Linked DNA regions of Homo sapiens: region 1 is linked to region 2. Evidence: chromatin loops called from intact Hi-C (ENCODE). Cell type or tissue: endothelial cell of umbilical vein. All regions are shown on one strand. Region 1 has its middle 13 kb from the start of SIRPB2. Region 2 has its middle 120 kb from the start of SIRPA.

Region 1 (5,000 bases), 270 kb before region 2:
TTGTATGTTTTGTACTGACATATTTTGATTCTCTTTTCAATTCTGTTTGTGTATACAGACAGTACCTGAATGTAAGCCCAGCATAAGATAAAAAGTTCCTATGATTTACAATGGGGTTATGGTTTCTACTAAATGTGTATTATTTTGCATAATTGTAGAGTTGAAAATTTGTAAGTTGAACATAAGTCAGGGACAGTATGCTGTGTTGCCAGCATCAAATGCAATTTTGACTTACAATATTTTTGACTTCTGATGGGTTTATTCTTATGTTATCCCATCATAAGTTGAAGAGCATTGGTATTCTATTCATATTTTATTTGTCATCACCATTGCAACTACACAAAGAGACTTAAAGTTATAGCAAGATATTTTAAACCGATAACAACTTAACTTAAATTGCATATAAAAACTCTACTTCTTTACTTCTCTGCCCTCTTTATGTTACTGTAACAAAACAAATTACCTCTTTTTATATTGTGTATTCATCAACATAGATTTTTAGTTACTTCCCATGCTTTCGCTTTTAAAATTCTATACCAAATTCAAAAGTGATTTATACAGCTATGTTACAATACTTCCAGATTTTATATTTGTCTCTATGTTTATGTTTACCTGGTAGATTTATACTTTTGTATGGCTTTGTGTTGCCATTCATCATCTTTTCATTTCAACTTGAAGGATTCCTTTCAGCACTTCTTTCAGGGCAGGTCTAATGGTGATGAATTCCCTCAGTTTTGTTTATCCAGGAAAGTCTTCATTTCCCCTTCATTTTGAAGGCAGTTTAGTACTATATAGTATTCTTTGTTGGCAGTTATTTTTTCTCTCATCACATCCCACTCCTTCTAGCCTACAAGGGTTCTGTTGAGACTTTAGCTGATGATTTAATAGGAGCTCCTTTGTATGTGACAAGTTGCTTTTCTCTTGCTGCTTTCAAGATTCACTCTTTGTCATTTTTTTTTTAAAACAAAGTTTCCCTCTGTCACCCAGGCTGGAGTGCAGTGGCGTGATCACATCTTGCTGTAGCCACAAATTCCTGGGCTCAAGTGATCCTCCCACTTCAGCCTCTTTTCTATTTTTGACAGTTTAATTGTGTCTTAGTGTAAATGCTGTTAGATTCGTCCTGGTTGGAGCTTGTTGAGCTTTTTGAATTTGTATGTCTACTTTTTCCCTCAGATTAGAAAAATTTCCAGCCATCATTTTTTTTAAAAGTCTCTGTGGTGCCTTCTCTTTTTCTTGTCTGTCTTAGATTCTCATAGTGTGTAGGTTGTTCCATAATGTTACACATAGTGTCCCATAAGTTTCTTATGCTCCTTTTACTTTTCTTAGTTCTTTTTTTCTCCTTTGCTTCAGTAATTTCAAAACTCCTGTCTTTGAATTTGCTGATTCTTTCTTCTCTTGGTAACATCTGTTCCTAAGCCCCTCTAGTGGATTTTTAAATTTAGTTATTGTATTCTGCAGTTCCAGAATTTCTGTGTGGTTCTTCTTCATAGCTTCTATCTCTTTTTTGATATTTTCTTTTTGTTCATCCATTGTTTTCCTGATTTCATTTAGTTGTCTGTCTGTACTCTCTTTTAATTCATTGAAAATTCTTATGATTATTATTTTGCATTTTTTTGGTCAGATAATTCGTGTATTTTTTTGGGGTCAGTTTCTAGAGATGTAATGTGTTTCTTTGAATAGGCCATGTTTTCCTGTCCCTTTATATGTCTTCTTATCTTCTCTTGGTACTTTGGCATTTGAAAACTCAGCTACCCCGTGCAGTCTTTGTGGTCTGGTTTTCTACAGGGAGGACTTTCTCCAATCAGCCTGGCTAGAGAATCTGGAGACCTGTCAACCCTTCTCTGGGAATGCACCCTTTTGGGACTTAGTGTGTAATCACGTAACGGAAGAGGTCTTTCTATTGAAGCGCTCCCTCTAGTGTCTGCCTATGATGCTGCGGTCTGGCTGGTGCTGCAGTAAGCCACGGTACTGAAGTTCCACCTAGTTTCTGTCTGTGATACTGCAGACTGATGCTAGAACAAACTAATAGCTCCACCTATTATTTATCTGTGATACTGCATATTTTGGTGCTAGACCAAGTCATGTTGATCATCTTCGTTTTCAGTGGCCTCAAACCTGGTCCTCATTCCCGTCAGCATTTAAATTCAGGCAAGATGGAAACTAGTCCTTTGGCAGCACCCCAAAAAGTCAAAATATTGGATCAATGTTCCACTCCTTTCCCCTCCCAAAGAGAAGTCAGGAGTTGGGGTTTCTTCCCAGTTTGCATGATTATTAATGCTACTGAGCACCTTATAATATTTAACAAAGTTTTTTTTTTTTCCCAATAAAATAGTGCACTTTCTCAGGGCCATGCTGGGTACTTTCATTAAATTAATACTTCATTTTTTACTTCACTACTCAACGTAGCTGAGCAGTTTCCAGTGTACAACACAGTGACACAGGTTTCCCTTGTCCAGGACTTAGAAATTGGAGCTAGATCCCTCCGTCTTGCTCCTTGGATCTATCTTCCACCCCAGGTCCTATGTAGCCCGGCTCCACTTGGAGTGGGATTTCTTTCAATCACCCTGGTTGTATACCCTGGTCAAGGTCAGCCTTAGTCTTAGGTCTTTTATCAGTAAGGAAGCAAGTCCTCTTCTGTCCGATTTTCTACGTGATGTAATTGATCTGAGCTGTGCTGTTTCGTGAGCATTTATCTGGTAGTCTCCCAACATCCCGGGAAGCAACACCTCCCTAAAGCAGCCTGAACACCTGGATTCCGACTATTTTTTGTGTCTGTTAAATATTTTTAGGCTTCCTTTTGACATGCCTATGTATGCAGCGCTTTTGTTCTCACCAAATATTCAGGCATCATTATTTCGGCAGCAGAATGTCTAGCTAGGAAGGACCTAAACGCCTTCCCCACACCGTGTGTGTGTGTGTGTGTGTGTGAGAGAGAGAGAGAGAGAGAGAGAGAGGGAGAGAGATACGTGTGTTATGGCGAGTGTGTGTTATAGAGAGGGAAAGAGAGATAAATGTGTTATAGCTGCAGTGGAGCAGAAAGACCTCTGCTTCTGGTCAGGGGGATCTGGGTTTAAATCCTGCCCTTGGCCTGATGAGGTGGCAAGAATATGGGCAAGTCATAAATCACCCCAGCCTTAGTCCTTAGTTTCCCCTTTCCTCTGCTCCAGAGGTGGCAGTGAGAGAAAAGAAGAATGGAAGAGCAAGGTGGAAAATAGCCAAGAAGCCCACCATCACTCATATTGAATGAGAGATTGCAATTTTTATTACCTGAATAATAGGTACCATTACTGCCTCTTAGGAGGAATAATTTGGCAGATTTGAAAGGGCAGTGGTGAAGAAGAATGAAGCAGCTTTCTGCTTCAACCCTACTGAGTCCAGCTTGTTCAATAAACTGGGTACAGGGACAGGAACACAAAGGGAGACTGTTCAACAAGTTTGGGTAAACTTGACTTGGAAAGAAATTGGGGAAGGTTGTTGTTATTTTGTATGGGCTTTTCCTTTCTCGCTCGTCTTGGTCTGCCATGTTAGTAGCCTTTGGGTTCAGCCTCCCAGCACCTTGTTCTGTGTGCTTTATCCTATACACAGGAGCATCCCACAAGTAGGGTTGGCAGTAAAGTTGGCCAGGGGCCACCGATGTGGGTGGACTGGATGTGGCCAGTCATGGTGCCTGGGGCCTCAGGCTCTGTTAACTGGATTTATCCTAAGAAGGGAGGGGCAGGGCAGGAGAGTGCTTGGAGCCAGAGAGAAGATAGAGAATTTCAACCCTGTTACTCAGAAGAGGTGAAGCAAAGGGCAGCTCTTTCTTCACTTTCCCTCCCTGGAACCTGGTAATGACACATGACAATGCTCCACATCAGAGAATGCATCTTTCAGGAGCCAGGGAAATGGTAGACATTGATCAGCCCTGGGTTTGAGGCCAGAACAAGCACACAAACTCCTTCTTACTATCCAGTATTCATTGCTACCTTCCCAAAGAGTGATTTTCATAAATATTGTGATAACTTCTAGCCACAGATCATGGGACAAGCTATTAGAGCTGGCAGGACTAAGGAATGTTCTCTGCAGCCCTAGACCTAGGGGCTCTCTCTTCTTTCTCCCCCTCTGTCTCCTGCTGTCTATTCATCCTTCTCTTCATTTCTGCTCTCACCCCAATATGAGAGATTGTAGGGTGTAGTCACTGATTCATTCAACAAATATTAGCATGCGCTATGTACCAGAACTATTCTTGGTGCTTAGGATACATCAGTGAATAAGGCAGACAAAACTCACTGTCCTTATTAACTGAAGTACACATCCCAATTGGGGAGGCAGGCAATACACAATAATAAATAAAGTAAATAAGTAAATGATATAGTATCTTAGAAAGTGATAAGGCCTGTGGAAAGAAATATAGACCAGGGAAAGGGGGTTGGGGTAAGCAGGTGGTGAGGGGCTGTGAGGGCCAAGGTAAGAACTTTGGCTTTACTTGCAGTGAGATGAGCAGCTGTAGCAAGTTTTGGGAAGAGGTGGGACATGATCTGGCCTTTGTTTGAAAGGATTCCTATGCTGGCTATAGGGAGACCAGTGAGGGGCTAATGGCAGCAATCCAGGAACGAGAGGATGAAGGGTGAAATCTGGCAATGGGGATAGTGAGAAATAGTCAGATTCTGAATATATTTTAAAGCTAATGTAATTTCCTGACATAAAGGGAGCGGGATAAGAGAGGAGAGGAATCAAGCATACCTCCTAGGTTTTTGGCTCATCAGCTGGAGAGATGGAGTTCTTATCAGCCGAAATGGGGGAGTCTGTGGGTGGAGCAGAGTTTTGGGGGATAAGCAGAAGGCCAGATTTTGGGATGTAAGCTTTGAGATATTATTGGGCAGACAAATGGAGCTGTTGAGTAGACAGATGGACATGAAATTCATGGGGGAAGTCCCAGCTGGAGAAATAAATTTGAGTCCTTGAGCTATATTTCAATGATATATAAGGCCATTGGACTGGACAAAAGTATCAGAAGAGAG
Region 2 (5,000 bases):
TGATTTATATTCCTTTGGGTATGTACCCAGTAATGGGATCGCTGGGTCAAATGGTATTTCTGGTTCTAGATCCTTGAGGAATCACCACACTGTCTTCCACAATGGTTGAACTAATTTACATTGCCACCAACAGTGTAAAAGCGTTCCTATTGCTCCACAGCCTTGCCAGCATCTGTCATTTCTTGAGTTTTTAATACTTGCCATTCTGACTGGTGTGAGATGGTATCTAATTGTGGTTTTGATTTGCATTTCTCTCAGAGTTAATTAATAAATTAAGTGATGTAACTAGTGTAGAATATGTAGCACACAGTAATCACTATATAAACGGTAGCCCTCCGCACCATATACTCACAATGACCATCCAAGGAATTATTATTAATCATATTTTTAATATTAACAGATAAAGAAAAGGCTCAGGGAGGGTTAGTGACTCATCCAAGGGCCTCACAGTGAACAGAACTGACATTGTAACCCAGGAATTCTGACTCCAAGCCAAGGCCTTTTTCTGTTACATCATAGCTGCCTCTACTTCTGCACAGTTGGCTCTATATTAACCAATGACCTTTAATATTGTCCTACTTGCAGCTCAGCTCTGGGCTAGGCACTGTGGAAACTGCAAACAGTCACTGCAGAGAACTTGCTATGGGCCCCATTGTCCAGATGCCAAGCAGGAGTCAAGGAAAGGAATCTTAAGCAGGGCTCTTTGAGGTGGGTATAACAATTGTCATTACAACAATGGAAAACTTGACTCAGAAAGGGAGTTGCGGCCAGGTGTGGTGGCTCACGCCTGTAACCCAGCACTTTGGGAGGCCGAGGTAGGTGGATCACCTGAGTTCAGGAGTTCGAGACCAGCCTGACCAACACGGTGAAACCCCATCTCTACTAAAAATACAAAATTAGCTGGCCATGGTGGTGTGTGCCTGTAATCCCAGCTACTTGGGAAGCTGAGGCAGGAGAATCACTTGAACCCGAGAGGCAGAGATTGCAGTGAACTGAAATCACACCATTGCACTCCAGCCTGGGCCATAAGAGCAAAACTCCATCTCAAAAAAAGAAAGGGAGTTGTTTTGTCTTAGGTCACATGGCTGGGGACACTGATCTGTTTGACTCCGACGTTTGGCCACCTCGAAACATAAGAGCCAGTCCCTGCTTCAAGGATGTGAGAGTCTAATCACGGAAGATGGGTGTAAATGGAATAAAACCCCAGGTCGGGGGACTTTGGGAACGCCCTTGTAGTTTAAATACTAATTGTGAGAACTAACTGGTATGGACCGATAAGACCACACAATTCAGGAAGAAATAAATATCAGAAATAGAGCATTTAAAATTGAGATTTGAGAAGAGACTTGAGATAACACTAAGCTTTGTATTCTCGGGCAGGATAGGAAAGAAAAATGCAGAAAAACACATTGAATTTTTGAACAGACACGCCTGCATTCTAACCCCAGCTATGCTGTTTGGAACCTCTGAGACCTTGGTCCCTGTGCTAGCTCTGGGCTCTGTTGTAGGATCAGATAATGTATTTGAGGATGCCTAGTGTGCAGTAAATGCTCTACGGGTGTCACCCAGTAGGAACAGAGACAGAGTGGGGAGTTCGTAACAGGTGAGGGTGCTGATGAAGGCATTTATGGGCCAGGTTGGGGAAGGATAGCTGCAATGCTTTGTTAACACCAAATAGAAAGGGGCCTAAATGCCAGAAAAGGAAGGGGCTGCCCTTCCCCCTGCAGACCACGGGGCCCCACAAAGCTGCATAGCGGAGCCATATAATCAAAAGGATGCTCCCAGGGGGTTAATGTTGCAGCAGTGGGCCAGATATACCGCATGCAGGCAAAAGAGAAAAATAAAAGAAGAAAAAACCAGCATGAGTCAATAAAGAAGTATCGTAACTTGCTTCTGATCAGAAAGGACCAGTTTTGAGTTTTTCAGCCAGACCTGTATATCCTGCTGGGTGAGTGTTTTTCTTCTCTCTGCTGGACAACAGACAAAAAGGCACGGGGAGACTGAAAGCTGAGTGGGATCATTCCTCTTAAGAATTCTTACAGCAGCCAGATAAGAGGCCAATTCCGTCAGGGAGAGAGAGAATGCGAGGTGGAGGGCCCTGGTGGGAAGATGGGCTGTTGTTGCCGGTCCGGCACCCTTACCCTGGCAGCGGCCTGCGCTGTAATACTCCGAGGCATCCACCCTCACTGCCCCCAGGGGACTGTCCTTTTTGACTTCACGTGGTTCTGGAGGGCTGTGGGTCCATAGGCTGGCTTACCCCTAGCTCACAAGGCCCGGCCGATCCTAATGACCTCCACCCACCCTCTCGGACACTGAGCGCCCCCACCGCCCAGCCGGCCCACTCTGGGCCAGTAATTCATTCTCCCGAGCTCATCCCAGCCTCTGGGCCGGTAGTTCATTCTCCCGAGCTCATCCCAGCCTCTGGGCCGGTAGTTCATTCTCCCGAGCTCATCCCAGCCTCTGGGCCGGTAGTTCATTCTCCCGAGCTCATCCCAGCCGGGCGGAAGGAGCGCCGCCCGCGCTCTCTGGGTCTGAACTGCCGGCCGACAGCTCCCTCTTGTGGAGAAAACGGTTTGAGGCCGCAAAGAGTGAGCGAGAGACGGAGGCAGAGATTCCAGGCGGCAAGGCGGGCCAGAGAAACGATCAGCACGGCCAACAGACGACCCACAAAATGGGAGAAAATATTCGCAAAGCGCGCATCCGACAAAGGTCGAAGATCCACAATCTATAAGGAACTTAAATAAACTAACAAGTAAAAAAATAACACCATTAAAAAGTGGGCGAAGGATGTGAACAGCTACTTTTCAAAAGAAGACACACCCGCGGTAAACAAGCATGTGAAAGAATGTTCATCGCTAATCATTAAAGAAATGCAAATTAAAACCACAATGAGATACCATCCCACACCAGCCAGAATGGCTATTATTAAAAAGTCAAAAAATAACAGAGGCTGTACACCAAACTGCCCCCAACACAGTTTACCTATGTAAAAACCTGCACATGGGCCCAGACCTAAAACCAAAGTTAAAAAAATAATAATAAGATAATATAAAAATACTCAAAAAAGAGAGAAAGTGAAGAGGACAAGGAAAAAGAGAAGGATGGAAGGAGAAGGAAAGTGAGGGGGAAAAGGAAAGGGAAAGGAGGAGGAGGATCTGTTTGACCCCGTGTAAGGGCCTGTCCTGACCCCATGTAAGGGTCTGTCCTGACCCCGTGTAAGGGCCTGCCCTGACCCTACGTAAGGCCGTGCATGGACCCTCTTTTCCAGCTGAATTCAGAATTCTGGCCTCTGTTTAAAGTTGCCATCCAGAAACTTTCAACTGTGCCAGTCTTGATTAATAGCCTTTCTAGAAGGCACTTTGGTGCTCAGCAGTCCTTAACCTCTGCCATTTCTTGCAGTCAAGTGTTAAGGTGGAGAACTTTCAACATCAAGAATGCATGGAATTAGGGAAGGGGAGTCCCACCCTTTCTTCTTGGGGAGGGTGTGGAGGAAGGCGTGAGAAGTGGAGTCTGGGGGCGAATGTGTGAGAGTTGTATCACCAGCTGCGGGTATCCTTCCTTCCTTCACCATCATCCAATGCCGCCCTGAGTCTCTGACCCTCCCCAGCCGTGCTGCCCACAGGGGATGTCCAGAGGGGCTGGGCCAGAGGCTGTACCCACCTTTCCCCTGCCTGCGCACCTGGGCTTGCAGGGTGACGTTGGCCTTGAGTGGGGGCTGCTCATCGTGGACCACCCAGCAAGCAAACTCACGCTCCTCCAGCGTGGCCTCTGCCTGCCACGTGTGCTCCAGAGAGTATGTCCCATCTGGATTTCTGGTGGCCTGAGGGGACGAGGGGACACCAGGGTCTGGATCATGCTCCTGTTCTCCATCCAGGTGAGTCGCAGGTGGGCGGGATAGAAGTGGAGGACGTGGCAGGTGAGATTCACTCTGTCTTGCACATGTACATGGGTCCCAGAGGTTTCAGTGGTGATCTTCAGGGTGGGGACAACTAGACAGAGGAATAGGAAGTAAGACCTGGTGAAATCAGCCCCTGCCTGTGGCCACCCATGCTTCCCTCTCCCAGGGAACAGCCTCAAGGTCTCTCGCCTTTTTTTAAAGAAATATTTTTTTCTTGTATGCGTAATGTAAAGCAAATAGGGCTAAATGTTAATATTCATTAAATATGGGTAAGGGTACCTGGGTGTCTGCTATATTCTGTATTTTTGAAATATTTCATATCAGAAAATATAATTTTAAGAATTAGTAAAAGGTGATGCCCATGACGACAGGGACTTTATTTTGCTCGTTGCTGCATCCCCAGCACTGAGCACAGGGTCTGGCATACAGTGGATATTCATTATTATTAAATGAATAATAAACATTTAAAAAAAAAACTGTAACAATGACATTAATAGAACAAAGATGTTTAGAAAGGGAGTCTGGGACCAGATAATAACAAGATCAAACATTCGTAAGTAAGTCACTGCATGCCAGGCACTGTTATGTGTGTTTTATAAGGAATAATTCATTTAATCTTCACAGGACAGCTATGAAGTAGGTCCTCATTTTTTTCCTGTTATATAAAGAAACTGGTATTAAATAGTCAAGTAACTCACAAGATCCCACAAGTTGTAAAGTGGCACAGCTAGGATTAAAACCCAGACAGCGAGCCCCTGGAACCTGCGCTTATAACCACAATACACATGATCAGAAATCCATGAGGAATTTCATTTCCCCATTTATGAAATGAGGCTTTGGGCAAAAACCCTGAAAGCTGGATGCTTCCAGGGTTAATGTCCACCCCACCTGACTGCCCATTCACCTCAGAGCACTTGGGAGAGATTCATGGTTGTTTTCAGGGGCTCTGCCAGGGCCCTGTGGGTGACTTCGCAGGTGATCTCAGATGAGACATCCTGTCGGGTCAGTGTCACCCATGCCTTGCTGGTGATGAAGTCATTGCCTCCATTGTCAGGCACCAGGCGCTGAGCTGAGGCTGGATGTTCATCACTGTCCTTCAACC

What was found. Hi-C counts contacts between places; a loop is a spot of excess contacts. Peaks named below come from ENCODE experiments on the same cell type or tissue, not always from the same donor. Only the 100,000 strongest peaks of a DNase experiment are listed, where the experiment ranks them.
Region 1: a loop joins it to region 2, with 7 times the contacts of the local background. A loop is called at or near these places in 22 of 110 quality-filtered maps.

The regions. Positions count from the first base shown.
Region 1 is chr20:1,501,872-1,506,871 of GRCh38, forward strand. No RefSeq gene overlaps it. Among named protein-coding and RNA genes, the nearest start is that of SIRPB2, 13 kb to the left of the region's middle. In endothelial cell of umbilical vein, a CTCF peak has its summit at 1,950 (motif pointing left); a DNase peak (open chromatin) is centred at 1,930; H3K27me3 peaks cover 345 bases.
Region 2 is chr20:1,774,860-1,779,859 of GRCh38, forward strand. It overlaps the pseudogene LOC100289473. Among named protein-coding and RNA genes, the nearest start is that of SIRPA, 120 kb to the right of the region's middle. In endothelial cell of umbilical vein, a CTCF peak has its summit at 2,561 (motif pointing left); a DNase peak (open chromatin) is centred at 2,582; H3K4me3 peaks cover 733 bases; H3K27ac peaks cover 517 bases.